4 separate regions of the Homo sapiens genome follow, and regions 1, 3 and 4 are each linked to region 2. The links are chromatin contacts, found by Hi-C or POLR2A ChIA-PET in ENCODE. All regions are on one chromosome and are shown on one strand. The core of a region is the stretch at or near the end of the contact, and the rest is flanking DNA. Distances in the headings are between cores, read along the strand shown.

Evidence for each region. A loop is a pair of places that touch in the nucleus more often than their neighbours do. ChIA-PET counts read pairs that join two places held with the same protein, here RNA polymerase II (POLR2A). Pooled maps may share reads with other maps.
Region 1: a loop to region 2 is called in a map of OCI-LY7, with 9 times the contacts of the local background. The contact joins the enhancer-like site here to the promoter of TNK2-AS1 in region 2. A Hi-C loop is called at or near these places in 2 of 168 maps with a recorded cell type or tissue (OCI-LY7 and gastrocnemius medialis), 6 of 37 single-sample maps with no recorded cell type and 9 of 50 pooled maps.
Region 3: a pooled map shows a loop between it and region 2 (5-fold over the local background). The contact joins the promoter of DLG1 here to the promoter of TNK2-AS1 in region 2. A Hi-C loop is called at or near these places in 1 of 37 single-sample maps with no recorded cell type and 6 of 50 pooled maps. POLR2A ChIA-PET finds 5 or more read pairs at or near these places in 1 of 52 experiments (activated CD4-positive, alpha-beta T cell).
Region 4: a map with no recorded cell type shows a loop between it and region 2 (12-fold over the local background). The contact joins the enhancer-like site here to the promoter of TNK2-AS1 in region 2. A Hi-C loop is called at or near these places in 1 of 37 single-sample maps with no recorded cell type and 3 of 50 pooled maps. POLR2A ChIA-PET finds 5 or more read pairs at or near these places in 1 of 52 experiments (Panc1).

Annotation. Positions count from the first base shown.
Region 1 is chr3:194,689,644-194,696,704 of GRCh38, reverse strand. No RefSeq gene overlaps it. Among named protein-coding and RNA genes, the nearest start is that of FAM43A, 7.3 kb to the right of the region's middle. RefSeq lists an enhancer at 7,006-7,061. Within about 2 kb of position 5,674, at least 8 of the 41 ENCODE cell types and tissues checked have a DNase peak (open chromatin) inside an H3K27ac peak, as active enhancers do; they include OCI-LY7, where a contact is called at or near this core.
Region 2 is chr3:195,904,529-195,911,029 of GRCh38, reverse strand. It overlaps TNK2-AS1 (TNK2 antisense RNA 1), which reads right to left and starts at 2,954. Exons shown (of 2, transcript NR_145450.1): 1 at 2,252-2,954; 2 at 1-1,165. TNK2 (tyrosine kinase non receptor 2) reads left to right here and starts at 2,479. Exons shown (of 16, transcript NM_001382273.1): 1 at 2,479-2,545. RefSeq lists enhancers at 896-945, 3,936-4,165, 4,216-4,265 and silencers at 1,076-1,725, 1,776-1,965, 2,016-2,265.
Region 3 is chr3:197,297,198-197,304,226 of GRCh38, reverse strand. It overlaps DLG1 (discs large MAGUK scaffold protein 1), which reads left to right and starts at 5,615. Exons shown (of 25, transcript NM_001366207.1): 1 at 5,615-5,691; 2 at 6,992-7,029. The coding sequence starts at 7,023. It overlaps DLG1-AS1 (DLG1 antisense RNA 1), which reads right to left and starts at 5,980. Exons shown (of 3, transcript NR_038289.1): 1 at 5,617-5,980; 2 at 5,135-5,249; 3 at 476-1,699. RefSeq lists silencers at 5,439-5,568, 6,059-6,688.
Region 4 is chr3:197,708,057-197,715,361 of GRCh38, reverse strand. All of the region lies in intron 2 of RUBCN (rubicon autophagy regulator), which reads left to right. Among named protein-coding and RNA genes, the nearest start is that of RUBCN, 25 kb to the left of the region's middle. RefSeq lists enhancers at 2,652-3,021, 2,730-3,024, 2,745-3,365, 5,902-6,011 and a silencer at 6,557-6,757. Within about 2 kb of position 2,906, at least 39 of the 41 ENCODE cell types and tissues checked have a DNase peak (open chromatin) inside an H3K27ac peak, as active enhancers do; they include Panc1, where a contact is called at or near this core.

The sequences.
Region 1 (7,061 bases), core at 4,425-6,924, 1.2 Mb after region 2:
CTCATACACCTGGGTGTGTCTGTGGATCTCTTTCAGATAAGCAGCGTGGTTTGGTGCAGACACAAACAGTAGCACTGAATCACATGCTGCTCTTTTGAAGAGATGAGCTCCTCCACTGGAAATCAGGTGGTGAGCACCAGCAAAGGTTTCCCCTGGGAATCACAGCCACCGGGGGCAGGTCGACGTACAAAGATGAAGGTAGGTTTCCCTACAGGGGAAGCCTTGCGGGAAGACAGAGAGAAGCTGTGGGTAAGGAACTGCTGATGGTTTTGTAGATCTGTAAATGGTACCTGGGAATCATTGGCGAGCCCTGAACTGGAACACAGAACTGAGAGAGTGCTGATGCAGGACCCAGCGTCCCGACCCACCCTCCCTCCTTGAACTCATGTGACCTTGGCAACTTCGTTTTCTCTTTCTCTGGGCAGGAGTTCAGCTGCAAGATTGGAACCTTTAGGAACATGGCTTATGGTGTTAGGAGAACATCCATAAAGTGATTAAAAGTACTCCCTGCACTGAAATATTTGTTACTGCCCACGCTGGCCTCCTCCCATCATGGTGCCTAAAAATAGCCTTAATATTTGGCCTTTTAGATCTCAAAGACTTTTAATATTTGGGAGTCCCCTATTAAACTGTCAGGTCCATGGAAAAGTCATTTAGGCGAGTGTTTGGGATATTCACTGTAGACTGAGGAACAATAGCTTGAGGTGGCAAAAGTGGAGACTTTAGCAGCGTGAGAAGGGGGAGAGCCCTAAGCTTCACACACTTACAACTGGCTGGTGTCCCCAGGGCAGTGGGGCTCCCTACATTGTTGCTGAGAGTGTCTGAAAGAGGGCAGTGTGGCATCTTAGAAAGAGACTGGGGAAAACAAAACCTGGGTTCTAATCCTGGCTCTGCTGTAAGCTTCCTGTGGCACACGCACAAGTCCTTTCCCCTCTCTGGGCCTCAGTTTCCCTATCTGTAAAATGAAAGGATTGGAACCAAGGGGTGATGAGGTTGTGTCTGGCTCTCAAGATTTTGAAATGAACTGGTGAGCCATGATTGGCTAATCCTGGAGCAGAGGGTAGGGAGACTCCCCAGTCATCAGCCAAGACCCAACCCTTTTAGAGAAAGAATCCAGGATGGGGGTGAGTCCTGGAGCAGGAGGAGCCTGCTGCAAGACAGACAGGGAAGCATTCCCCAGGCCATCAACTCACTCTTCTTCCCAGACTTCCTCAAGTGGGTCTTGGTCTCCCTTGCCAGGAGCCCCAAACTCCCTGCTGCCAGATGCCCTCACGGCCTTTGACCAGATGTTTAGGCTCTGCCAAGTTTCCTTGGACAGTACCCTGGGTTGCCTCCATACTAACTTATCCCCACCTTAAAGGATTCATGGGAAAGAGTGTAGGACTTGGAGTCAGGGGCCTTGAGTTCTGGTCCCAGCTTGCTGAGTAATCTTAGGCAAGCGATTGCACTTCTCTGAACCCTAACTTGGCCCTTGGATTCAGTGCCAGTTGCCGTTTCAGGACCCACCATGGCCTCTAAGTTTTGAGGTAATGAAAGGGATATCTACTAGCTGGTTCCTGGCTTCGCCAAGGGAATGTCACTTCCAAACCAGACGTTGGTGAAGGTCCAGGAACGTAGGTCCTGAAGACGAGCCCTGTCCTCAGAGCCCGAGATAGTTTCTAGCCCATAGTCAGAGGCTTCTTCTGTTTTGTCCTACTAGGGAAAGGGGGAAGGGAGAAACACTCTTGACCTTAACCTTGGCTTCTTTACGTCACAATAGTGAAAGTCTTGTTATTGTCTAATCAAGGGCACCCACTTTACCTGGGATGATCCTGGGGCTGGAGAGGGGAAGTGACTTGATTGACTCACACACTGAGGAAGTCCAGGGCTCTCCAGGCCTGGACCCGTGTCTCCCTGGCTTTCTGCCACACCATCACATTGTTTGAGTCTTCATTTGGCACAATTTAGGGAGGTTTGGGCAGTTAATTTGGGGCTGGGATGAGCAGGGATAAGACTCCAATTCCGTTCAAAGCCGATTCCAAATAAACCATCCTTCTCCAAACCAGAACCACCCCTCCCTAGAAGGTCAGGGACATTCCAAGGAAATTCTTGGGAATTAAATATACCTCATGGAGAGGTGAGGAATTGAATGATTTCCAATTTTCCCTCCTCACCAAACATATATCCTTGAAACCTTGGTTCCTACTTCTGGACAATGACCTTGAACTTGATTAGACCTGTTCTCTCCTGGAGTGGAATCACTCCTTTACTCCTTCCTTTGCATTTCCTGAGTACCTACTAGGTGCCAGACCCCATGTTAAGTGAGGTAAATCAGAGCTGCCTAAGACATATGCCTGTCCTTGAAGAATTCAGCCAACCAGGAAGGACACAAATGATTCATATCCATGATACAATGGCAAGAGCTTCTCCACCCACAAACTAGATCCACTCTTCTAGGATGGGGTCTCACCACACCAGATACCAAGGGTGGGAGCAAAAGAAGACGAAGTTCCCCTGGGGGCTGCACCCCACCCACCGGCAGCATTCTCCCCAGGAAGACAGACCCCCGGCCTCTTTACCTCCAGCGTCATGCATCTAGTACATATTCATTCACACTTGGTCTGGGGAGTAGGGGGTGGGGGGGGGGTTGCTGAACAATGTCAGAAATAGTTCTCATCAAGCAGCTACCATGTATGAAATGTGGGAGTACAAATAAGGGGGAAAGTAAGGGGAAATCCAAATGCCAGTTTCTGCCATCCCAAAGGGAACAATTTATTTATATGCCAGAAAAACTGGAGGCCTAGGCTGGGTGCAGTGGCTCACGCCTGTAATCCTAGTACTTTAGGAGGCCAAGGCCGGCGGGTCGCTTGGGGTCAGGAGTTCGAGACCAGCCTGGCCAACATAGCGAAACCTCGCCTCTACTAAAAATTTAAAAACATAGCTGGGCGTGGTGGTGTACGCCTCTAATCCCAGCTACTTGGAGGCTGACGCAGGAGAATCACTTGAACCCCAGAGGCAGAGGCTGCAGTGAGTGAAGATCATACCACTGCACTCTAGCCTGGGTGACAGAGAAAGACTCTGTCTCAAAAAAATAAAATAAAATAACTGGAGGCCTATTAAAAGCGCATCAGTCTAGGAGTTTGGACCCGTGGGTCTTGGTCCCTTAGCATGCCCTGGAGTTGCAGGATTGGTGCTGGCTGATGCCTCTGTGCTTGGTTTGCTTTTCCTTTAAAGCCTGGGCTATCTTTTCTTTCAGGCAATATAAGATATCAGCTAGGTTTGTGGAAAGGAGAAATTCAGATGGGGAGCTGTGCCATAGGGGAATGAGGTGTGAACTGGAGAAGGAGGAAGGGGTAGAGATGAAGAGGAGGGGAGAAGAGGAGGCCTTCAGAAATGTCACTCCCCATGGAGGGTTAGAAACAAGGTCCTTTTCTGGTACCACTGAGCAGCTCAAGAAAGAGGAAGGAAGGAGTGCCAAGTTCCAGGGCCATCTTCTCACCATTCAAACCACCAAGACGATGGTTAGTCAAGGCGCTCAAACTGGGTCACAAGAGCTTTAGAGCAAGCAGTGGGGGTTTGGTCTAGGGGACACTGGGCCTACGAACAGGGGTGAGCCAGAAGGAACAGAAACGGCCCCGGCTACTGGTCAAGCCAGATCCAGGTGTGGCCGCTGTAGTTTGGATATTTGTTCCCCCAAATCTCTTCTTGAAATTTGATCCCAGTGTTGGAGGTGGGGCCTAATGGGAGGTATTTGGGTCATGGAGGTGGATCCCTTATGAATAGGTTAATGCTCTCCCTGTGGGGAGACGGAGGCAATGAGTGATTTCTCTCTCACTCGAGAGCAGGTTGTCCAAAAGAGCCTGGCACTGCCCTTCTCCCTATCTCTTGCTTCCTTCCTCTTGCCATTTGATTCCTGCTCCAGTTCACCTCCCGCCATGAGTGCAAGCAGCCTGAGGCCTCACCAGAGCAGAAGCTGGCACCACACTTCTTGTACAGCCTGCAGAACCTTGAGCCAAATAAACCTCTTTCCTTTATAAATTACCCAGCCTTGCCAGGCATGGTGGCTCATGCCTGTAATCCCAGCACTTCGGGAGGCCAAGGCGGGTGGATCACTTGAGGTCAGGAGCTCAAGACCAGCCTGACCAACATGGTGAAACCCTGTTTCTACTAAAAAAAAAAAAAAGCACAAAATTAGCCGGGTGAGGTGGAGGGCACCTATATTCCCAGCTACTCGGGAGGCTGAGGCAGGAGAATCGCTTGAACCCGGGAGATGGAGGTTGTGGTGAGCCAAGGTCATGCTATTGCACTCTAGCCTGGGCAACAAGAGTGAAACTCTGTCTCAAAATAAATAAATCAATAAATATAAATAAATTACCCAGCCTCAGGTATTCTTTATAGCAACACGAAACGGACTAAGACAGTGGACATGTGCAACAAGCCTGGAGCAGAGAGTGCAGAGCGCCCTGGGCCTAGCACCCTCCTGGCTGCCTGGAGCCCTGAGTAGTTCCCCATGTGTCAGTCATGGCTCCTACCCCAGCAGTCCGTGCACATTTCTAGCTCTGTCATGCATCACTTAGCAGCAGATGCTGGGACTACTGATGCATACCACACAGAGGAAAGAGTTCTGCTTATTAAATTACTAAATCCTGTTTAAAAAGACGGCAACTTGCTCCTAATAGAATTTCTATGTTTCTCGTGATCCTTGGCAACTACAATGAGATTTTTAAATCTCCAGTATGGTGCCAGGGGTAGATTCTTCCAACCAGTTCTCTCTCTACTCACAAGCAGAACCCTCAAAAACAGCTCTGTCCCCTGGGAGGGAATTGTGCTTTCTTAGTATAACAGAGCCTTTCTAATTTGGTTAAAATCTGTTCTGCTGACTGTGGGGCAGTGAGAGGTGTTTCTTTAGGGAAACCATGTGTGTCCACACACGTGTGTGTGGAGGGGGTTCTCTGAAGCTGTCATAGTTGGGAGGGTATGAAATACTATTGTTTATTTTATGCCATTTTATTCCTCCCACCTTCCTGCTTACATATGCGACAAATGGTAGAAGTGAACATGGGATGTTTGTGCTGTGAGGAGTCGATGAATGCCTCCTCCCAGACTCACGCTGCCACCCCTGGAGGACCGCGTGCCGCCGGGAGTCACCCTGTTTTTCATGCAGTCGATGCTGCATTGTTGAACACGGAGGATTACCTAGGCTGGGAAAGAACGTGGAAAGTGTCTCAGTGCATTTAAAGTACCATCAGGTTAAGTCATGGAGAAACATGAGCCTCACTTTGCAGGAAAGAAAAGCTAAATTTGATGAGTAAACCAGACTTCAGGTGTTTTCTGGAAGGTGTATTTTATCTAATGACTTAGCTTTGCTTTTGTCGCTCCATTCTTTTCCCTCTGAGCTCCAGGAGCAAAGTAGTTTTAGGGTCTTTCTTTTATTTTCATTCAAAACATCTCTTCTTACTCTAGTGATATCATCCCTGGAAGACTGAGAAGTCAGAAGAGGTGAATCACGTGTCACCTTCACATCTCTTCTAGAATTACATCAGTCAGAGCTCTGAGGTGCAGTGGGGATCGATGCCAAAAAGCAGAGGGGAGGAAGGAGAGATGGGGAGGGCACAGACGGAGGAGGAAGGGAGCTGGCTCTTTCCAGCCTGCTTATTTTCTTCTTCCTCCTCCTCAACCTTCAAGCCCCCCTTCCTATTTATAAATCACATGAGAGGAAATATCAGACTTTAAAGAGATGGCTGCTTTATATTTATTGATGGTGTTGGTTTCAACACTATTTGCCTGAACTTTTGGACCAACCACCACATGCCTGTCAGTCACAGATGAAAGCCAACATTGGCATTCTCACAGGACACTTAAACTAGATAAGAATGAAGACACACAGACCCTGCCCTGTCTCCCAAGTATTAGCCATATTATCTTCACTCTGTCTCATCTCTTCATCAGTTTCAAACAGCAGAGGAACTTGGCTATGCATGGGAATAATTTCAAATGTGAAATCTAGTCACGCAGGCTAGTGATGGCCCACACAGCCGTCTGCTTATCAGGTGAGCACACTGGTGTGGAAGGGCTGGGATGGGTGGCTGGGCTGAGACTGGACTTTCCTGACCTCTCTCTAGCTGGGGTTTTTAATGTCATTCAATGATGTGTATCTGAGGTATTCAGGGAGAGGGATCGGGACGCACAACCAAGCCAAAATATAATAGATTCAAAGGCCTGGACGTCCTAAGGCCCTTAAGACTGAATTTTTTTTAAATGTTTTCCACTCAGCTGGGTACAGTGGCTCACGCCTGTAATGCCAGCACTTTGGTAGGCTAAGGTGGGCAGATCACCTGAGGTCGGGAGTTTGAAACCAGCCTGACCAACATGGAGAAACCCCATCTCTACTAAAAATACAAAATTAGCCCGGCGTGGTGGCGCATGCCTGTAATCCCAGCTACTTGGGAGGCTGAGGCAGGAGAATCGCTTGAACCCGGGAGGTGGAGGTTGCGGTGAGCTGAGATTGCACCATTGCACTCCAGCCTGGGTGACAAGAGTGAAACTCCGTCTCAAAAAAAAAAAAAAAATATATATATATATACACACACACACACACACACACACACACACACATATTTTCCACTCGCCCCCTTTGCTTTTCTTTTTTAAAGATAGTTCTATGCCTGAACCATTCCTGTTAATTAGGAAGAAAATCTTTCACCCCTCTTTCCTCTATGGTTCCAGTGAATTCCAGACTCCTTAGGATTTCTGGGTCTAGCTGCTCAGAACATATTTATGATGAAAACAAAGCAAAGTGGCCTCAGGACACCAGGGAAGGCCAGGAGTGAGATCCATTTCTGCAACACAGGAAGAGAGGCCTCAAGGGGCAAAAGGAAAATATAATTTGCAGAAGGCACAGTTTTGGCAGCATCTTATTACAACTTCCAGCTGATCGGGTGTAGCCAAACTAGAGACATCTGTTTGGAGTTTACAACAGAAACAAACACACAGAAAGCATGAAAGCGCTGAAACATGCACACCCATACCGCGCTCTAACAGCTCCTCTCCCCCTCGACCTTCGCGCCATCCCCCAACTGGGT
Region 2 (6,501 bases), core at 1,705-4,204:
TGTAAAATGGGGATATTATGTGTCTCCTTGGGTTGTCATGGGGTTGGATGAGAAGAATGCGAAGTGCAGGGCCTTGCACAGTTGGGCTCTGTGAGTCTTAGCAATGGCCATGACTGAGGCAGCGTGAGGGAGACTGGGAGAAAACCTCCTCAGTTTCCTTCTCCCAAATCTGTTGTCTTCCCCACTTTCTTTCCTGAAGCCAGGCGACAGGGGGGTGGTCCTGGCCCAGCCTCCTGGCTCCCTGGGGAAGGGCTGCCATTACTGGCAGTGTTAGATAATTTAGTAGAAAGTTGCCCTGCCCACCTCGCAGGCAAGGGACCGCCACCCAAATCCACCCAGACTGGGCCTCGTGTAGGTTTCCAGAAGCCACCCCTTTCTCATTGCCCTACTGCGCTCTGGCCAAGTCCCTGGGGCCCATTGCTGGACAGTGTGAGCGCAGAAAGAGCCAGCCCTACACAGTTTCCGATGTGTCTGATCTTGCCACCTACCGTGAACTGTTTTGTTATTACATCCATTTTCTAGATGAGGGACAGTAACAAGGGCTGAGTGGCCCTGAGCCCTTGGGCTCCACGCGCCCGCTGCCCAGGGCTGCCTCCGTTTGGGCTGGGACATGGGTCTGTGGGCTGGGAACAGGGCCTGCAGGCTGCCCCGCCGCTGGGAATCCGAGCGCTGGGTTTTCTCCTTCTGGGGTGGGGGCAGGGAGGAGACGGCTCAAGTGCAGGAATGAAGGTCCGCTTGCCTGGGGCTGTTTCTGCCCAAGTCCTCATCAGGAATCGTCAGGCCTGAGACAAACCCTCCCTCCTTCAGGAGTGCTCCGTTGGCCCCGGGGAAAGAGAGGTGATGGTCCGGGTTTCTGGGCCTTTGGGGTGCCACGGTGAGATTGGGACTAGAACCCCAGCCTCACTGGAGTGACCCCAGAAACCTTCCAGTCCAACCTCCTCACTTCAACTGAGGTTGGAACAACTGAGACCGGGTGGAAGTGACTTTTACACTCGCACAGTGCAACGGTAGCTACTCGGAATGAGAGACCTGTTCCGGCGCTCCTCCATTGCGCCCCTCGACTCGGCGGGACTTCTTCACCCAGGGCGCCACCGCTCCTCGGCACCGCAGGAAGGCGCAGGCCGGGCCCGGGGGAGTCGGGGAGAGCGGGGTAGGGCCCCGGAGGCTGGGGGAGGAGCCGGGGGAGGAGCGATGAGGCCGGGCCCTTTAAGAGGGCGGGCCGACTCCCCCCCACCCCCCACCCCGGGGCGGCGCAGGCGCAGGCGCAGGCGGGCTCGGGGCGCTCGGCAGGAGGGACGGCGGGCGGGCGCTCACCTGCGGGGGCCGGCGCGGGGCGGGCGCCCGGCGGGCCGACGTTGACGCCCGGAGGCGAGGGCGGGGAGGCGGGCGCGGGACTCGGGGGCGGCCCGGGGCGGGAGGGGAGGGCCGGGGCGGGCGGGCGGTGTGAGCGGGCGCCGAGGGCAGCACCATCTGGAGGGGTGGGAGCGCGCGGCCTCTGGGGGGCAAGCGAGTGCGCTGGGCCGAGCCGGTCGGGGGCCCCCGGCGGGTCGCGCAGGAGGAGCGCGGCGGGCTGAGCCCTGCGCTGCCGGAGCAGCAGCCGCAGCGCGTAGGGGTTCTCAGCTGGGGCCCGCAGCAGCTCCGCGGGCTGAAGCTCGGCGTGGAGGAGCGGGGCGGGGTGGGCCCGGCGGTGCAGGAGGAGGGCGGGGTGGGCCCGGGGCTGCAGGAGCGCGGCGGCCGCGGCCACGAGCCCAGCCGGGGGGTGGTGTGGGGGCCGCCGGACGGCGCGGGCTGGGGGCGCCCGCCGTGGTGGACGGGCTCGGCGGGCTGGCCTGTGGCGCAGGAGGAGGGGCTGGGGCCCCGCGGGCAGCACCAGGAGAAGGGCGGAGGCAGCCCCGCAGTGCAGGAGCGCGGCGAGGCCCGGGCCGGGGTGCAGGAGCGCGGGGAGGGGAGCCCGCGGAGGCTGCTGCAGCAGCCCGAACCGGCGTCCGAGTCCGGGGAAGGCCCCCGCGAGCGCAGGGAGGGGCCGGAAAGTTCCGGCGAACTGGGGGAGCGGCAGTGGGAGAGCGTCGGGCGGGAGGCGGTGGTCCTGGGAGCGGCCCCGGCGCCCCGAAGCCGCCCCGAGCTGGTGGGGAGGGCCCGGCCGGTGGGGCCCCGGGGGCCTGCGGGGGAGGGGCGCCTGGGGGTGCAAGAGGCGAATTGGCTGCCCGGGGTGCAGGAGGGACAGGTGGTGCGGGCTGTCCAGGAAACCTACCTGAACGGGAAGGAGCCCCAGGAGGGAGAGGGACCCGGCGAGGGGCTCAGGACCCGGAGGCGCCGGCGGAGGAGGAGGTGGTGACTGGCAGGCCCGGGCCCCACGGTACCTCCGGGGCTGAAGGGGACGCAGGATGTAGGGGCATGGGGAGTCGGGCGCAGAAGAGTGCGGGGAACCGCTGAGCTCTGGGAGCCACTGCCTGAGGGCAGGCCGCGGCCGGCGGGAACCTCTTCTGCCGTCTCAGCCTGGGCGTCGCTGAAGCTGTGTCTGCGGGGAGGCAGCGGAAGGCGGCAGGTAAGGAAGCCCAGTCCTGTTAGCTGGAGTTGGTGTGCTTGGAAGTGAGAGGCTGCAGGTCCCTGGCGAGAGCGTAGACTCCACACTGCCCTCGTTCTTTTGGCCTTTCATCCCTGGAGGGAGGAAGCAGTGCAGTTTTCAGCGGCAAGGCAGGACCTCTCCCCCGCCAGTACTGTGTATGGTAATTGGAGTGATAGGGCATCTTCTTAGAGTCTAGGCAGCAGGCGGGACGTCTGGGTGGCTGCCAGGTCTGTGCAGAGGGAAGAGAGGGGTAGCCCCAGGGAGGAGCTGCAGGACGGTCCCCCCTCCACCTGCCCCCCGATGGCAGTAGGGGTGCCTCCATGCTATATGCTCTGCATGGTGCAGTCAACACACAAGTCCTCAAAACACGTCCCACAGAAGGGAAGAGGGCAGCGTGGGATTAACAGAACCTTATCTTGTAACCCTGTTGGTCACGTGAGCTGAGATGAGTGTGACAGCTAGTGGCTTGGGTACGGCACGAGCCTGGCCCGCTTCTGCCACGCCGTCCTGTCACAGCTGATTTACCCTGAGGGCCCAGAGCCAAGGATGATTAGTGGGCGGAAGGAGGGAGAGCAACTGGTGAGCCCTCTCGTCTCTGGGTGGGACGACCCAGCGTTAGAGGGGCGGGAGAGGAGGGTGCACTTGCACCCCAGGGCTCTGGGCTGCCTCTGTGGCCCCACCCTGGGGAGGTTTGCAGATGGGCCGCTGTGGTATCATGGGCTCTGCACCTGTCAGGACAGGAGCTCCCAGCCCAGTCTAGAGGTAGGGCTTGTAGGGGCCAAGGGTGGGGGCTGTATTTGGCTTGTTGACTCCCTCGTGGCCTGAGTGCCAGACCTACTCATTCCGCCTCGTGCCCCCAGGGGGCTTGGCGGGCTGCTTGTGGGCCTTACTCTCCTAGAGCTGTTCGCCTCTTACCTGGCACTGTCAGGTGCTTGCTTCCCCTGCCCCTGGGTGGGGATGGGTGCAGGGTTGCTGCTTGCCCAGGGCCTTAGCTAGAGGACCCTCCTCTGCCCCAGCCCGAGGTGTGGCTGTGAGTCAGATGGACCCAGACCCCTGTCCCGAACCAGACTGGGTGCTCTCCTCTGGGGGCAGAGGGAGTGGTGCTGGAGGTAGCAGCTGCTGGAGGAGCCGGTTAGCCCGCTCCTCAGACAAACTCAAACCCGCCTGTCAGCTTCATCCCATGCCTGTCGCGCTGCCACCCAAACACTCATGCACCGGAAGTTCAGCTGCTGTGCCCACGGTGCCTGACGCTTCTGGAATGGCCAGAGTGGCTCTCACTGTCTGGCTTCAGTGGAGAGAACGGTCTGTTTTAAACACATACACACAATCTTCACCTACTTATTTCAGGTCGGCGTTTTTGAACTTGTGGTAGATGAATGGGAGAAAGGCCTTGGCATCACACAGATTGCTTTTGATCTGGTTATATCGCTTACAAGCTGTGTAACTTCCTTGGGCAACATAATGTCTTTAGGTTTCAGTTTCTTGGTGTCTGCGGTGGGCCAGGACTTCCCCTGCAGTGTCGTGAGTAAAGAAACCTCAGGCCCTTTGGAGCCTGGTGCCCACCTCCCCGGAGCCCCGGCAGATGTTAGGGAGGAAGGGTCAGACTGTTCCCTCTGGCCCCTGAGCCCGGGATTAGCCCCCACCTTGTGCTTCGTCTAGAAGATGCAGTGTTTCTTTTTGTTTGTTTTAAATAACAGTTTTATTGAGATATAATGACATATGGTAAACTGAGCATATTTAAAACACACAATTTAATAAGTTGTGGCCTGTGTATATACCCGTGAAACCACCCCCACCTTCAAGATAGTGAACATCCCCCTTATTCCCCTGTCCCCAGAAGTTTTCTTGTGGAACCCCTCCATCCCCCGCTCCTCTGCCATCCCCTACCCCAGGTAACAGGCTGGTCTACTTTCTGTCACTGTGTCTGAGTTTGCAGCATTTACTGTAAACGGAATCGCGTCTTTCATTCAACAGAAGTATTTTGGAGTTTGTCCAGGTGGTTGCGCGTATCAACAGTCATTGTACACGTGTGCCAAAGTCTGTTTATCCATTGACCTGTTGATGGGTTTTCAGAGAAAGCTGCTGTGAACGTGTTTGTTAGTCTTTGTGTGGATGTACACTTTTATTTATCTTAGGTAAATCCCTAGGACCGGAATGGCTGGGTCATGTGGTAGGTACACATTTAACCTTTAAGAAACTGCCAGACTGTTTTCCAAAGTGGTTGTACATTTTATATACTCATCCACTGTGTATGAGAGTTCTGGTTTGTCCATGTCTTTGATATGTCCACATCTCGATGTGGTCAGTCTCTAATTTTAGACACTCTCATGTCTGTAGTGGTATCTCATTACAATTTTAATTTGTATTTCCTTAATGACTCATGTTGTCGGGCATCTTCTCATGTGCTCATTTGCCATACGTATGTCTTTGGTGCTGTGTCTGTTCAGATCGTTTGCCCATTTTTAATTGTGTAGGGTTTTTCGTGTTGAGTTCTGAAGAGTTCTTGATATATTCTGGATATAAGCCTTTTATCAGGTATGTGATTTACAAATCTTTTTTCCAGCTTGTGGCTTTGTATTTTGATCCTCTTAACAATGTCTTCTAAAAAATTCTCATGATCAGTAGTGCAAAATGCTGTGTTTTTGAAGAGAAGTTGTAAATTTTGATTAATTTACTAATTTGTTACTTTGTGGATTGCATTTTTGGTGTCATGTCCAAGAAATCTTTGCCTGACCCAAAGTCCCAACAGTTTTCCCCTGTATTTTCTTGTAGACATTTTATAGTTTTGGGCTTTACATTGAGATCTAGGATTCGTTTGGGGTTAATTTTTGTTACGTGGTGCAAGGTATGAATCAATGTCCAGTTTTTTGCATGTAGAGATCTAATTGATCTAGTAGCACCATTTATTAAAAAGATGTATCTCTCCACTGAATTGCCTTTGAATCTTTGTCAAAAATCAATTGCTGGCTGGGCACGGTGGCTCACTCCTCTAATCCCAGTGCTTTGGGAGGCTGAGGCGGGCGGATCATGAGGTCAGGAGTTCAAGGCCAAGCTGGTGAACGTAGTGGAACCCTGTCTCTACTAAAAATACAAAAAATTAGCCAGGCGTGGTGGCGGGCACCTGTAATCCCAGCTACTCAGGAGGCTGAGTCAGGAGAATCGCATGAACCCGGGAGGCGGAGGTTGCAGTGAGCCAAGATTGCGCCACTGCATTCCAGCCCGGGCGACAGTGTGAGACTCCATCTCAAAAAGAAAAAGAAAAAAATCAATTGTTTGTGTGTGTCTAATTCTGGATTCTGTTTTGTTCCATTGATCTATTTGTCTGTCTTTATCCCAGTATCACACTATCTTGATTACTGTGGGTTTATAAACTATAGTAAGTCTTGAAATCAGGGTAAGATCTCAAACTTGGTTTTGTCTTTTCAAAATTGCTTTAGCTATTCTGGGTTCTTTGCACTTCCATATACATTTTAGAATTAGTTAGTCAATTTCTACAAAAAAGCCTGCTGGGATTTTGATTGGGATTATGATCAATTTGGGGAGAATTGATCGGTTAGCAGTATTGAGCCTTCTGACCATGAACAGTGTATATCTCTGTATTTGTCTAGGTTTTGTTTACTATCTCTCAGCAGTGTTTTGTAGTTTTTGGTATATCAGTCTTTTCCATCTTTTATTGAACATATCCTTAAATAGTACCTATTTTTATGCTATTGTAAATGATACTGGTTTTTCCTGGTAGTATTGGTTTTTTATTTTTAAAAACTTTTAATTGTGGTAAAATATACATAATATACTGCCATTGTAACCATCTGCAGTGGTGGTAAATACATTCATACTGTTGCACAGCCGTCACCAGCATCCATCTCCAGGACTTTTCTCATCTTGTGAAACTGAAACCGCACCTATTAAACAGTAACTTCCCATTCCCTCCTCTC
Region 3 (7,029 bases), core at 4,366-6,865, 1.4 Mb before region 2:
GACGTTGTCTGGGAGCTCTTCTGGAGCTTACTTTACGTGCTTCTCAAACATGGGGATGGGAGTTGATGGGATCTGAGGGCACTTCCAGTTTGGATGTCCCGTCATCCAGAAAACCTCTCTCATACTTAAGGAAATGAAATGAAGGAGAGAAGGAAGCTACAGGGTATTTTAAATATATACCTTTGCATTAAAAAGAAACCCAAAAAACTCCGAAACAAAAAACCAACCCGTTTAGTTATAACATACCACCAGGGTGCGGATATGCATTTCTTCAAGGCCCTATTTCCATCAAAACTGTCTCCATTGTTAAAGGCATTCAAATATATGACAAGTACACTGTACAACAGACTAGCCCATGACTTGTGCCTTATTTTATCTGAATCTCACTCAGCCTCTCTCTTTTCTCTTTCGCTTAGTCTTTCTCTATCTCTGTCTCTCTCTCACACACATATACACCACTCTGTGCCCAGTGTTTTTTGTTTTGTTTTGTTTAATTTAGAAAAGGAGCCAAGTAGAGAAAAAGCAGCATAGATTAATCGAAGAAACAATGAACTAATGTTCAGCCCAGCTCCAGCCAGCTGTGGGGTCCTAAACCAAGTTATCTCAGTTTCCTCTTCCTCTGTGCTCTCCTTTGCAAAGTGGGAGACCATAACCAACGAGTTTATCTTATCGGTTGCTGTGGACCTGCAGTGAGTTAAATCTGCCTTTGAACACTGTATGAGAGGCTATACCACTCTCCGGATAGACCAGTTTACACGGGAGGCAGTTATTAGTCCTATGCTGATTTAGTACTCCATTATACCACACTCCAGGAATCTTAGGGTGGCTCTTCCATTAAAAAGCATTAATTCAGTGCCTAACTACCTATCATGGAGATGGTCAACTGTCCACATTTTAAAGGGAATTGGTTTCAACCTGTAGCTTTTATTCTGTTAAGAATTATCTATGAGAAAGAGATCAGTCTTGGTACCACCAAAACTGGGTAGAACGAATTCTTGATGTAGACTAAAGGGTGCTAATACCATTTCAGTATTCAGCAGGGACTGAGGTTTCAACAGCTTAGAACTGTGGTCTCAGAGGTCACGTGGTTCAACCTTATGTCCTGGGTATCTACCACCCTCTGACACAGAATCCTTGCTGGCTTCATTCAGCACCTTCCTGATTAAAAAAAAAAAAAAATTTCCACTACCTTGAGGCAGCTCTTTGGAATTTTGGACAGTTTCTGACAACTCATGTTAAGGAAAAACTTCCTGTGTTTGTCCATTGGTTGAATTTTCATCCATTGACTGTACTTGCCCACTGGGTACACAGAATAAGCCTGTTTGATGACTGCAGCTCCCTGGAGACTTCTGTTTTTCCAATGAAATGGCCCTAGATTGTACAGTTGTTTCCTGATTGCTGTGGTTACTCTCTTCTTTCCACATGCTGGTTTGTTCAGATTCCTTTAAAAGCGTGCTGCTAAGCAATGCCCCCTAGGCTCTCATGGAGGTCTGACCAATATGTCCACTTTCAACATACTTGACACTGTTCCTCTTCCTGCAGCCTAAGCTGGCATAAGCTTTTTTGACAGCATTAAATCCTTTCCTTTTAGTGATTGCCTTGGCACAGGCAGCATGCTGCTACCCTGCTGGAGTGAAAGCAAAAGATGCAGCGGAGTCTGGCAGGACCTGGACACCTTCATAGATTTATAAGCTGGGGCCTAGATGGAGGAGAAGACAAAGACAGAGATGTGAAGCTGCAAAGGTGGCTTGGGCAGGATGGTTGGGAAGGGAAGGGTTGGAACTTAGAGACAGTATCTTTGACATTGACTCTCTGACATTTCAATAAAAGAATGGGAAATCTGAGCCTTTCCCCATGGTCTTTGACTCCGAAGCCTTTTAAGCTCTTCAAAAGGCAAGTTAACTTGGAGCTGGAAAGTGAACAGCTTTACCTGCTAGTATTTTGTTGAAGTAACTTCTTCTATTCGTCTATCTAACTATCGATAGACAGACAGATAGGACAGATATAGATAGATAGATAGATAGATAGATAGATAGATAGATAGATAGATGATAGATAGATAGATAGATATAGTGTGTGTGTATATATATATATATTTAATGAGGAAGTTGGAAAATTAGATCCAATATTGTGTCCTATTCAATGGCAGCTGCTCACTGCACAAAGTAAGGAAAACTTTGAGGAAATAAAAGTTGCTTAGAAAAATCCAGATGTCAGGGCTGGGTGCAGTGGCTCACACCTGTAATCCCAGCACTTTGGGAGGCTGAGGCGGGTGGATCACGAGGTCAGGAGATCGAGACCATCCTGGCCAACATGGTGAAACCCCGTCACTACTAAAATACAAAAAATTAGCTGGGCGTGGTGGCACATGCCTGTAGTCCCAACAACCCAGGAGGCTGAGGCAGGAGAATAGCTTGAACCCGGGAGGCAGAGGTTGCAGTGAGCCGAGATCGTACCACTGCACTCCAGCCTGGCAACAGAGCAAGACTCGGTCTAAAAAAAAAAAAAAAGAAAAGAAAAATCCAGATGTCATTGCTTTGTATGTTGTGATGATGTGGTAGCCAGCTCCAAGAAGATGGCCTCCAGTGAGTCTTACTTTCTGGTATTCATATCCTTGAGGCTGATCTAAGTAACTGATCGGATATTATGGAGTATGCTATGGTCTGAATGTTTGTGTCCTTCTTAAATTAATACGTTGAAATCTTCACCTTCAAAGTGATCATATTAAGAGATGAGGCTTTTGGGAGGTGATTAGGTCTTGAAAGTGGAGCTCTTCTAAATGGGATTAGAGCCTTTATAAAAGATGCCAGATAGAGCTTGTTAGTCCCTTGCACCATGGGAAGATGTAGCAAGAAGGCTCCATTCATGAGGAATGGGGCTATTACCAGACACTGAATCTCTTGGTGTTTTTTTTTTTTTTTTTTTTTTTTTTTTTTTTTTTTTTTTTAAGACAGAGTCTTGCTCTGTCGCCCAGGCTGGAGTGCAGTGGCGCGATCTCGGCTCACTGCAACCTCCGCCTCCCGGATTCAAGCAATTCTCTGTCTCAGCCTCCTGAATAGTTGATTACAGGTGCCTGCTACCATGCCTGGCTAATTTTTATATTTTTAGTAGAGACGGGGTTTCACAATCTTGGCCAGGCTGGTCTTGAACTCCTGACCTCGTGATCCACCTGCCTTGGCCTCCCAAAGTGCTGGATATTACAGGCATGAGCCACCGCGCCTGGCCATTTTTTTTTTTTTAATTTTTATTCTCATGACTGTTAGATCACATCTGATGGTGTTTTGATCTTGGACTACTTAGTCTCTAGAGCTGTAATACATTCCTGTTGTTTATAAATCACCCAGTCTAAGGTATTTTGTTATAGCAGCCCAAACAGACTATGACAGAGTGTCACTTTTGAGACTAAGTGATGAAAGGCATTGTGGCTTCTTCTGTCTCGCCATCTTGAATCACTTGCTCTGTTGGACGTCAGCCGCTACGTCATGAAGACACTCAAGCAGCCCTATAGAAAGGTCTTCATGGTGAGAAATTGAAGCCTCCGCCCAATAGCCAGCATCAACTTACTAGCTATGTGAATGATCCATGCTGAAAGAGCCTCCCGTAGTCCCCCTGAAGCCTTCAGATGACTGCAGCCCTGGCAGGCTTCTTGACTGCAACATCATAATGCCCTGAGCCAAAACCACCCAACTATGCCGCTCCTGAATTCCTGACACACAGAAACTGAGATAATATTTATCGCTGTTTAACTTACTAAGCTAATAAGTTTTAAACCCTTAAGCTTTGAGGAACTTTTTTTTTATCCAGCAATAAGTAACTAATAAAGATGGGTAGAAAGGAGGAATGAAGAGTAAAGAGCCTTTATTCATTGTTCATATATGTTCATTTGCTAGGCACTTGCTGCCGGCACCTTAGGCTAAGGGTAGAACAAGTGCTGGGTTCACTGCTGCTTTTGTACACCGCTGACAACCAAATAGGGCTGTCACACAGAATGACAAGAAAAAAGGACACGTCCTCTTTCCTCCCCTTCCTCCTTTTTGCTTTTAGGGGAAGGCTAGGATGACATTGAGAACTCACACAAATTTTGTTTTTGACTCCTCAGTGTCCCCTGGGAAAAGGTGCATTGGCCTTTGTGTACTTGCTACAAGGCTGTGTATCCTTGAGAGCAGGACTCGGATCTTATTTATTTCTATCCCCGTTTCCTAGCAAGTGAACATATATGAACAATAAATGTTATCAAGGGAGAGGGCAAATTTCCCTCCCTGTTTCTTCTGAATTCTGAAGAGATTCCATTGTTAGAATGGTTTCTTACTGCAACCATCCCATTCACAGTCCATCAGCGAAGTCTTGAGAGTATGATGCCTGTCATGAGCCACTTTCACTACTAAATAAATTCCGTCCCTCTGTTAAGTTCCCGGCTGTTAGGACACCTCTGCCTTCAGCACCGTTTGACCCTTCTATCCCATTTTCTCTATGCAATGTTGCTTTAACTGTTGTTCAAGATCCCAGGATGCTTGATCCGGGAAAGCACAGAGGTCTGCTGCCAACATACCAACATACCTCTCTGTCAAGTTGTCCAAAATCACAAGAGAAAGAGCCCTGGACTAGAGCTAGGAGACCTGAGTTCTCGGCTGCTCTGTTACTGATTAGCGTCTATGTCCTTGGACAAGTTGCTTCCCTTTTTCCGGACCTCGGTTCCTTGTCCTAGATAGGTTCTAAAGTCGGTGGGTCCTTACAGTAAGTTAGGATTCTAAGGTGCAATCCAAAAGTAAAACCAGTGGTCAGTATACCTCTGAGTAGCTGTTAAGGTTACAATACGAGGTTCCTCGGCCTTCCCTTTGGTAGCCAATGGATACGGCCTCAGTCAGAGGCCGTCAGGTTTACTGGGAAGAGCCTTCCGGTTTTGAAAGACAGGATCTCCGGGTTTCCAGTTCTGTCACTCACTCGGGGTAACTTTGGGCAAATTCTCTCTGGACCTCCTAATAGGGAGGTCCTCGTCACCCCGAGGAAGTTCGAAGACGTGGGCAGTGACTTGGAAAGCTTCCCGAGATTCCCCTTCTATAACCTGGGTGGCTCAGACCGGGAGCGGGGTCCCAGCCGGCCGGTAATTCCGCCCGGAGGTGCGCACGAAACAAACCTGCAGCGCTGGCCGAGGGCGGCTCAGCTTCGGAGGGCGCGACTCCGGGTGAGTTCTTAAAGGGACCGTCAGAGTTTGGGTAACACCTGCGATGCTGACCGGGCGGGGACGCAGGCTTGAGGGAAATGAATGAATGAATGAATGAGCGAATGAATGAACAAACCTTCTCTGCCCACCCTTAAGTATACCATACTCGGAATTAATCAGTTAGGCTTAAAAATCTTGTACTATAACCCTCAAACTCTTGCCAAGTTAACCAGTGTCTCTATTTCATATGTCCTTCTGTAATGAAACCCCTCCCCCCAAGCCTATTACTAAGGGACGAAGAGTAACTTAACAATCAGCCTGGAGTGGAAGGCAATGCAGAGTTGGCACCCCTCCCCGAACTCCTCCCTCTCCCTCTCCCAGGCCCCGCCCTCCCCGCCCCCTGGGAGGTGCAGTTGGCTCCTCCTTAAGGCGGCTTTTCCCCGGTGGGGATCTACCCCCGGGGTCGCCAGGCGCTGTCTCTGCCGCGGAGTTGGAAACGGCACTGCTGAGTGAGGTTGAGGGGTGTCTCGGTATGTGCGCCTTGGATCTGGTGTAGGCGAGGTCACGCCTCTCTTCAGACAGCCCGAGCCTTCCCGGCCTGGCGCGTTTAGTTCGGAACTGCGGGACGCGCCGGTGGGCTAGGGCAAGGTAAAGGCGGGCTCCTCCAGGGCCACCCCGGGCCACCTGTGGAGTCCGAGTGTTAACTCCTTTGTTCTCAGAGCCACTTCAGCGGCCGCCCTTTTAAGCGAAGAGGTTCCCTTAGGATGCTCCCCGGGTACCCCTTCCGTTCCCCTGCCCTCCCCCGACCCGCCTCCCCCTTCCAACCCGAAGGTAGCAGCGCGGGGAGCCCGGGGCTCGGCGCGAGCCGCCTCCTCACTTCCCATTGGCTGAGAGCGCCGGGAAAGCGGTCACGTGGGAGCGCGGCAGGCCAGCTCGGGGGCCGCCATCTTGGCGGAAAGTTTCGGGGGAGAGCGGTTGGGGGCGCGGAAGGAGGCGAGGTTCCGGGGGTGGGGCGTGCGGCAGCAACTGGGCGAGCGGGCCGGGGGGCCGCGGCGAGCGAGGAGGCGGCGCGGCCGAGAAGGAGGACGAGGCCGCGGGGGTGCGGCGGCCCAGGGGAGCTCCTCCCCCGTCCCTTCGCCCCCTCCGCTCGGCTCCGCGGGCCCCGGGCGGGGCGGGGGTACGTGGAGCGGGGCCGGGCTGGGGAGCTGCTCCGAGTCTGGCCGGGGCGCACCCCAGTTCCGAGCGCACGCCGCTCACCGGAACTTTGTGGCGGCGCCGCAGGTGTGGGGGCCCGCGGAGGTGTGCATGCGGGGCGCGAGGGCGTCGCGGAGAGCGGCCGCTGCCCTGTCCGGCCCCCGCTGGAGCAGCCCGGAGGCAGCGAGCAAGGAGAAAGGCAAGCGAGAGGAGGGGGCCCGAGCAGGGCGGGCGGCCAGTCCCGCTGGTCCCCTCTCAGCGCTCTGCGGCCGCTGCTGGCTCAGGGGCCAAGGGTCGGAGCGCTTCACCCGCCCGTACCCAGTAGCAGGTGGGGAGTGTGGATACTTGTGCGGGGGAAGAGGCGGCCTCAGGTCTAGGCTCTTTGGGGAGGGGACGCTTTCGAGGAGAGTTTGGAAGCCGACTTCTGTCTGTTCTTAATTTGGAGGGGTACCCACTCCAAGGAAAAGCTTTCCACGTTGACAGACAACTGCTGCGTTTTGAGACTCTTTCTTTGACTTGGTAAAACTTTGGAACGTGGGGTTTTCAAATAGGCTGCGAGGGTTTTCTATTTCGATAGGGGAAAATGCTAGTTTAACATGATTCTATCCTTTTTCCTTTCCGTTGTGTGTTTTAAAGGTGTGTGCCCTCTTCCTGATTCTGGAGAAAAATGCCGG
Region 4 (7,305 bases), core at 1,657-4,156, 1.8 Mb before region 2:
TAGCTTAAATTTTTAAAATATAAACTTTATTAATGTTGAGTTTCTTTTTCTTTTTCTTTTTTTTTTTTTTTCAAGATAGAGTTTCGCTCTTGTTGCCCAGGCTGTGTTGCAGTGGCACGATCTCGGCTCACCACAGCCTCTGCCTCCCGGGTTCAAGCGATTCTCCTGCCTCAGCCTCCCGAGTAGCTGGGATTACAGTCATGCACCACCACGCCCAGCCAGTTTTGTGTTTTTAGTAGAGATAGGGTTTCTCCATGTTGGTCAGGCTGGTCTCGAACTCCTGACCTCAGATGATCCGCCTGCCTCGACCTCCCAAAGTGCTGGGATGACAGGCGTGAGCCACTGCGCCTAGCCGAGTTTCTTTTTCTTTATATCCTCAAAAACTCTATAATCAGCTTTGAGTTTTGAAATGAGTAGAATCCAATAATTCTTAAAGGTTTCTGCTTTCTCTTTGGCAGTTACTCCATTTGCAGTGTTTTAAATACATTTTGGTTCTGGATAAAGTTGTCAAGTGAGTCACTGGGGTTTAGTATCCTCCTATTTAAAAAAAAAATCAGACCTCACAAATACAGGCATAATTGTGTGTTCTCGCTCATGTCATCCCCTGTCAGGGCCTCGTATAACTACCTGGAACTCTAAGCTCATCTTGCTTTTTTATCAGAATTTATTCTCAGCCAGTAATCACATTGGAAAAGAGCTAATCAACTAATTGGTATTAAAGTGTGTATACTTGGCTGCGCGTGGTGGTTCATGCCTATAATTCTAGCACTTCGGGAAGTTGAGGCAGGAAGATCACTAGAAATTTGAGGCCAGGAATACAAGACCAGCCTGGGCAACACAGCAAGATCCCTATCTCTGTAAAAAATTTAAAAACTTAGCCAGCCATGGTGGTGCATGCCTGTAGACTCAGCTACTCCGGAGGCTGAGCTGGGAAGATTGCTTAAGCCTGGGAGGTTGAGGCTCCAGTGAGCTATGATTGTGCCACTGCAGCCTAGAGGGAGACCCTGTCTCAACAAAAAAAGCAAACCCAAAACAGCAAAAAGCACCATCCTAGGACTGAGGAGGCAACATTGTATCATAGACTGACAAAAGTCTTTGGAGTCAGTTAGAACCTAGATCAGAATCTAGACTCATTGCTCACATCCATGGGAAATAAAGTGACGTAGCAGTTAAAATTACGGACTTTTGAATCAGACTGCTCACATTTTAATCTCAGCTTCACCATTAACTGAGTGGTGCTGGGCAAATTATATAACTCTTTTGTCTTTGTATTCTCTTTTTTTTTTGATACAGAGTCTCGCTCTGTCGCCCAGGCTGGAGTGCAGTGGCGTGATCTCAGCTCACTGCAAGCTCTGCCTCCCGGGTTTACGCCATTCTCCTGCCTCAGCCTCCCGAGTAGCTGGGACTACAGCGCCCGCCACCACGCCCGGCTAATTTTTTTTTGTATTTTTAGTAGAGACAGGGTTTCACCGTGTTAGCCAGGATGGTCTTGAACTCCTGAGCTCATGATTCGCCCACCTCAGCCTCCCAAAGTGCTGGGATTACAGGCATGAGCCACCGTGCCTGGCCTGGAATTTTTTTTAATGCAGTTCTGCCGTATGCCCTTCTCTCTTCTTACTCTGTGTATTTTCCTGAAGCAGTTTCATCTGCTCACATTGCACGATCACTCACCCATTGATGACCCCCACCTCAGGGTTCAGCAGGTTCACCTCTCTGCTGAACTCTAAATCCAGAAGATTAGCTGTCTCCTGTACCTTACTGTCTGGCTGTCTTTCAGGCCCGAGCACAACATTACCAAAACTAAACTTATGTTCTCTCATGAGATTGCCCTTCTTCCTATTTGTGGCATTGACCTGCTCAGTCTCCCAAGTCAGAAACTTGGGAATCCTGCCAGTGTGTTTTACAGAAACTCAGTGCAAGTTTCCCAGGCTGCTGACCAAAATAGCTACCAGATGAGTGGCACTGCCACTCAATGGGTCAGGTACTTGTGTCCTAATAGCAAATGGGTTCTTCTCTTGGCCCTGTTACTAATATTAAACTGTCATCTAGAGTAATCACTTAACCATATTACAAGACAGTTTCACTATCTGTGCCTGAAAGAGAAATGGAAGTCAAATCAATGAGAATCTCAAATGAAAGCTGCTTGATAAATGCAAAACACTATTCACATATCTTGTTATAGTTATTAAGAGTGATAATATCTGGCTAGGCACAGTGGCTCATGCCTGTAATCCCAGCGCTTTGGGAGACTGAGGCGGGCAGATCACCTGAGGTCAGAAGTTTACGACCAGCCTGACCAACATGGTGAAACCCCATCTCTACTGAAAATACAAAATTAGCCGGGCGTGGTGGTGCATGCCTGTAATCCCAGCTACTCGGGAGGCTGAGGCAGGAGAATCGCTTGAACCTGGGAGGTGGAGGTTGCAGTGAGCTGAGATTGCACCATTGCACTCCAGCCTGGGTGACAAGAGCGAAACTCCATCTCAGAAAAAAAAAAAAAGTGATAATATCTGTGAAAGTATCTGGTCATCAGAATGAAAAATATCAAAGCATATGATCATCTGCAAAATAGCAGTAGTATTTTTAATTTTTTTATTTGTTTTTATTTTATCTTTTCTCTCTCCTTTTTTACATGCCTCCTATCCTGAGAACCCCAGTAGTGTTAGTAATCAGAAGCAGAGCTAATCAGGCAGATTTGTCATATGGACACACACACATTTAGCAACTGCAGGCTCTAGTGGGAAGAATCAAAAGATCCGTGCCGGTTTCCTTGCTGCTCTGTTCTGCCTGGTAAAGATCTGAGAATTAAAGTCTGCGTCAAGAACTTGTTTTTCGCTTTCATTTCCTCCCTCTGAAAGATGAGGGCTTTCAAAGGTTTCAGGCTGCTGCGTCATCACCGAGCTATTCTGGGTGTTGTGCCCTCGTCAGGAGGAGGGGCTGATACAGTGATTCATGCTGCTCATGTCCCCTCTGGGCTCTCAGGAGGATGCGTTATGGAATGTGAATTGTATTTTTAAAAATTCACTCAGGGCCTTAGGAAAGCTGTAACATCATGATCGTATTCTTAGAGGGATCTCATTTTTCTTGACAGCTGCATCTGGGCTACCTTTTTAGTCCTTCCAGAAGGCAAGGCATATTTGATAGCCTCTTTTCTGTTGCTTAGAAATGTGGAGACATTTAGCCCCTGAGATTGCTCAGCTGAATAGGAGAAGTGAAAGGATTCCTCCTTTTGCCACAATCAAGAAGAAACTAGTTCTTGGCAGCATAGATGGTCCAATTAAAAAAAAATCAATAATGAAAAAAAGACCTCTGTGGTTTTTTTCTGAATATGTAATGTAGGTAATATATTTTCTTTGTTGAAAATTCAGAAAATACCTAAAAGACTTTAGAAGAAAGTAAATATCACCCATAATCCCAACACCAAGCGATAGTCACCACTCTAACATTGAGGTATATTTTCTGCTTTTTTCTATGTATTTATGTGTTTTAAAAAAAACATTAAGGTTGTACTATATATATCACTCTATAACTTGAAAAATATTTAATTTTTGAACACTGTATTTTACGTAGCTAGATAATCAAAAAAGTATAAAACTATACAGTGAAAAGTCTTGCTCCCTTCTGATCACATAAAAAACTACCATTTACTAGTTTCCTTACAGAGAATTTTTTTTTTTAATTAAAAATTTTTTTTAAAGACAGGGTCTCACTATGTTGCCCAGGCTGGTCTCAAGCTCCTGGCCTCAGGCAGCCTCCCAGCTTGGCTCCCAAGGTGCTGGGATTACAGGCATGAGCCACCATGCCCAGCCCTTCCAGAGAATTTTTATGCTTATAAAAGCAATTACCAATGATTTTCTTTGCTATACCTGCAAGTTTTTAAATATAAATAATAGCATACTGTAGTAACTATTCTGTATCTTGCCTTTTTCACTTAATATGTTTTGTAATTCATCCGAAATCATTACATAGAGAGCTTCTTCATTCTTTCTTACAGCTGTCATTTTATAATATTCCATTGTACGTATGTACCATCACTTATTTAGCCAGTCCCCTGGTGAATGGATATTTAGATTGTTTCCAATCATTTGCTATTAGTAACAGTGCTTGTGTATAAATAATTTTGCCCTTTACCGTAGGATAAATTCCTAGAATTCTTAAAGGGCATGTGCATTTGATATTTTGATAGCTATTGCTAAATTACTCTCCAGGAAGTTATGTATATAAATATCCTCACCAGAGGCCAGGCGTGGTGGCTCACGCCTGTAATCCCAGTACTTTGGGAGGCCAAGGCAGGTGGATCACGAGGTCAGGAGTTTGAGACCAGCCTGGCCAATATGGTGAAACCCTGTCTCTACTAACAATACAAAAATTAGCTGGGCTTAGTGGCATGTGCCTGTAGTCCCAGCTGCTTGGGAGGCTGAGGCAGGAGAATCACTTGAACCCAGGAGGCAGGAGGCAGAGTTTGCAGTGAGCCAAGATCACACAACTGCATTCCAGCCTGGGCGACAGAGCAAGACTCCATCTCAAAAAAAAAAAAGTAAAAGATTACACTTCTCTTAGCATGAAAAGATATTATAAGTGTCATTGAATTTTTTTCCCTGTGAACTTTTTCCTATTTTATTCCTATTTTCAGTAGATTTAGTCTTTTCCTACTGATTTATAGATATTCTTTATTTATTGAGGAAATTAGTCCTTTGTAATGGGAGTTGCAAATATTTTTTCCTAGTTTGTCTGTTGACATTTCTTTCTTTTTTTTTTTTTTTGAGATGGAGTTTCACTCGTTACCCAGGCTGGAGTGCAATGGCACAATCCCAGCTCACCGCAGCCTCTGACTCTGGGGTTCAAGCGATTCTCCTGCCTCAGCCTCCCAAATAGCTGGGATTACAGGCATGTGCCACCATGCCCAGCTAATTTTGTATTTTTAGTAGAGATGGGGTTTCACCATGTTGGTCAGGCTGGTCTTGAACTCCTGACCTCAGGTGATCCACCCGCCTCAGCCTCCCAAAGTGCTGGGATTATAGGCATGAGCCACCGCGCCCGGCCGTCTTTTGACATTTCTTATGGTGGCTTTTACTGTGCCAAAATATCTGACTTTTAGTAAGTCAAATTAATCAGTTCTTTTATGACTTCTCTTAGGGCTTTGTGTGGTGCTTAGAAAGGGCTTTTCTACTGTGTGATTTTTTTTTTTTTTTGAGACAGAGTCTCACTCTGTTGCCCAGGCTGGAGTGCAGTGGCACGATCTCAGCTCACTGCAACCTCCGCCTCCTGGGTTCAAGCAATTCTCCCGTCTCAGCTTCTCGAGGAGCTGGGATTACAGGTGCATGCCACCACGCCTGGCTAATTTTTGTATTTTTAGTAGAGACAGGGTTTCACATATTGGCCAGGCTGGCCTCGAACTCCTGACTTCAAGTGATCCGCCTGCCTCTGCCTCCCAAAATGCTGGGATTAAACGGGTGTGCGCCACCACACCCAGCCTACTCTGCAGTTATTAAGAGTGTTTTCCCATGGTTTTGTCTATTACTTTTATGGCTTAGTTTTTTACATTCAAATTGTTCCATCTGTAATTTATTTGGAATGTATTTAATTTCCTATGCATTTGTATCAACTTCTCAATTTCTATTCTGGTGTGTTGTTCTCTGTTTATTTGCCATCACCACTCAGTTTTAATATAGTAGCTTTTCAGGCCGGGCGCGGTGGCTCACCCCTGTAATCCCAGCACTTTGGGAGGCCGAGGCAGGCGGATCACCTGAGGTGGGGAGTTTGAGACCAGCCTGACCAACATGGAGAAACCCCGTCTCTACTAAAAATACAAAACTAGCCGGGCATGGTGGCGCAAGCCTGTAATCCCAGCTACTCAGGAGGCTGAGGCAGGAGAATTGCTTGAATCTGGTAGGTGGAGGTTGCGGTGAGCCGAGATCGCGCCATTGCACTCCAGCTTGGGCAACAGAGAGAAACTCCGTCTCAAAGAAAAAAAAAACCCATAGTAGCTTTTCATTATGGTAGCGGGTAGTTCCTCATTCTTACAGCATCTGTTGGTGGTGGTGGTGGTGATGGTGGTGGTTTTTCCCTCAACATGCAAACATTTGTTCTTTTATTTACTCTGTGAACTCCACACCATTTTTCGATAAGAACAGGAAAAAACTGCTTATGCAACATGACCTGGATCATTAACTGATTGACGAAGTGAGGGAAATCAAGTAGTGATAATATATGTAACTCAAACATTTTATTTTAATTTAAAACATAAATTTATATCTATTCAACAATCTTAGGATATTGGGTCAAAGCCTATTCTGTGAGTATGGGCCCACTGATGGAGTCTGTATCATCTTTCTTATATAAACTATGCGATAGAATTTCCAGTTTCAATTTCTTTTATACTGAGCCAGCAATTTAAAAAATCCTGTAGTATGAATATAAAATTTTCATTTTTCATTTTTCCCCTAACTTCTGAAAATTGTCTTGCCTCCACCTAATTCAGTATCAACTCTTTATAGTGACTTACCTTTACTGAAAAGGCTTTTCAGAGCATACTAGTGTTTATAAATACAGTCATTTCCTCAAAGTGCATAATCATTACTTTAAATGTGAAATTATAACAAGTACAACTGACAGGAATAGGTTTGGGAACAAAAATAACTGATTCTTGGTAAGCCACAACTCAATTGGTGGGAGTAAAAGTGCATGTTTATTCTAGAGAATTATCTATACCCAACTTGAGTGCTTCTTTGGCAACGTTGGGAGAATTGGAAAGCCATTCTTTCAGCAAAGAATATAGCATTGCTCTTTTTTTTTTTTTTTTTTTTTGAGTCTACCACTGTAGTCTTTTTTTTTCTTCGTAGCATTGCTTTTAATGTGTATATATTACAAGTGTACCCTAATTTAACCAGTACTCTACTGATAAATGTTCAAGTTGTTTACATATAGGCCGGGTGTGGTGGCTTACGCCTGTAATCCCAGCACCTTGGGAGGCTGAGGTGGGTGGATCACCTGAGTTCAGGAGTTCGAGACCAGCTTGGCCAACATGGTGAAACCCCATCTCTACTAAAAATACAAAAATTAGCCAGGCGTGGTGGCAGACACCTGTAATCCCCGCGACTCGGGAGGCTGAGGCAGGAGAATCGCTTGAACCTGGGAGGCAGAGGTTTCAGTGAGCCGAGATTGCACCATTGCACTCCAGCCTGGGTGACAGAGCAAGACTCCGTCTTGGAAAAAAAAAAAATTGTTTACATATTTTTCTTTATTTGCTATCATAAAAAATGCTAAACATTCTTTTTTTATGTAAAGAAATTTATTCATAAAATT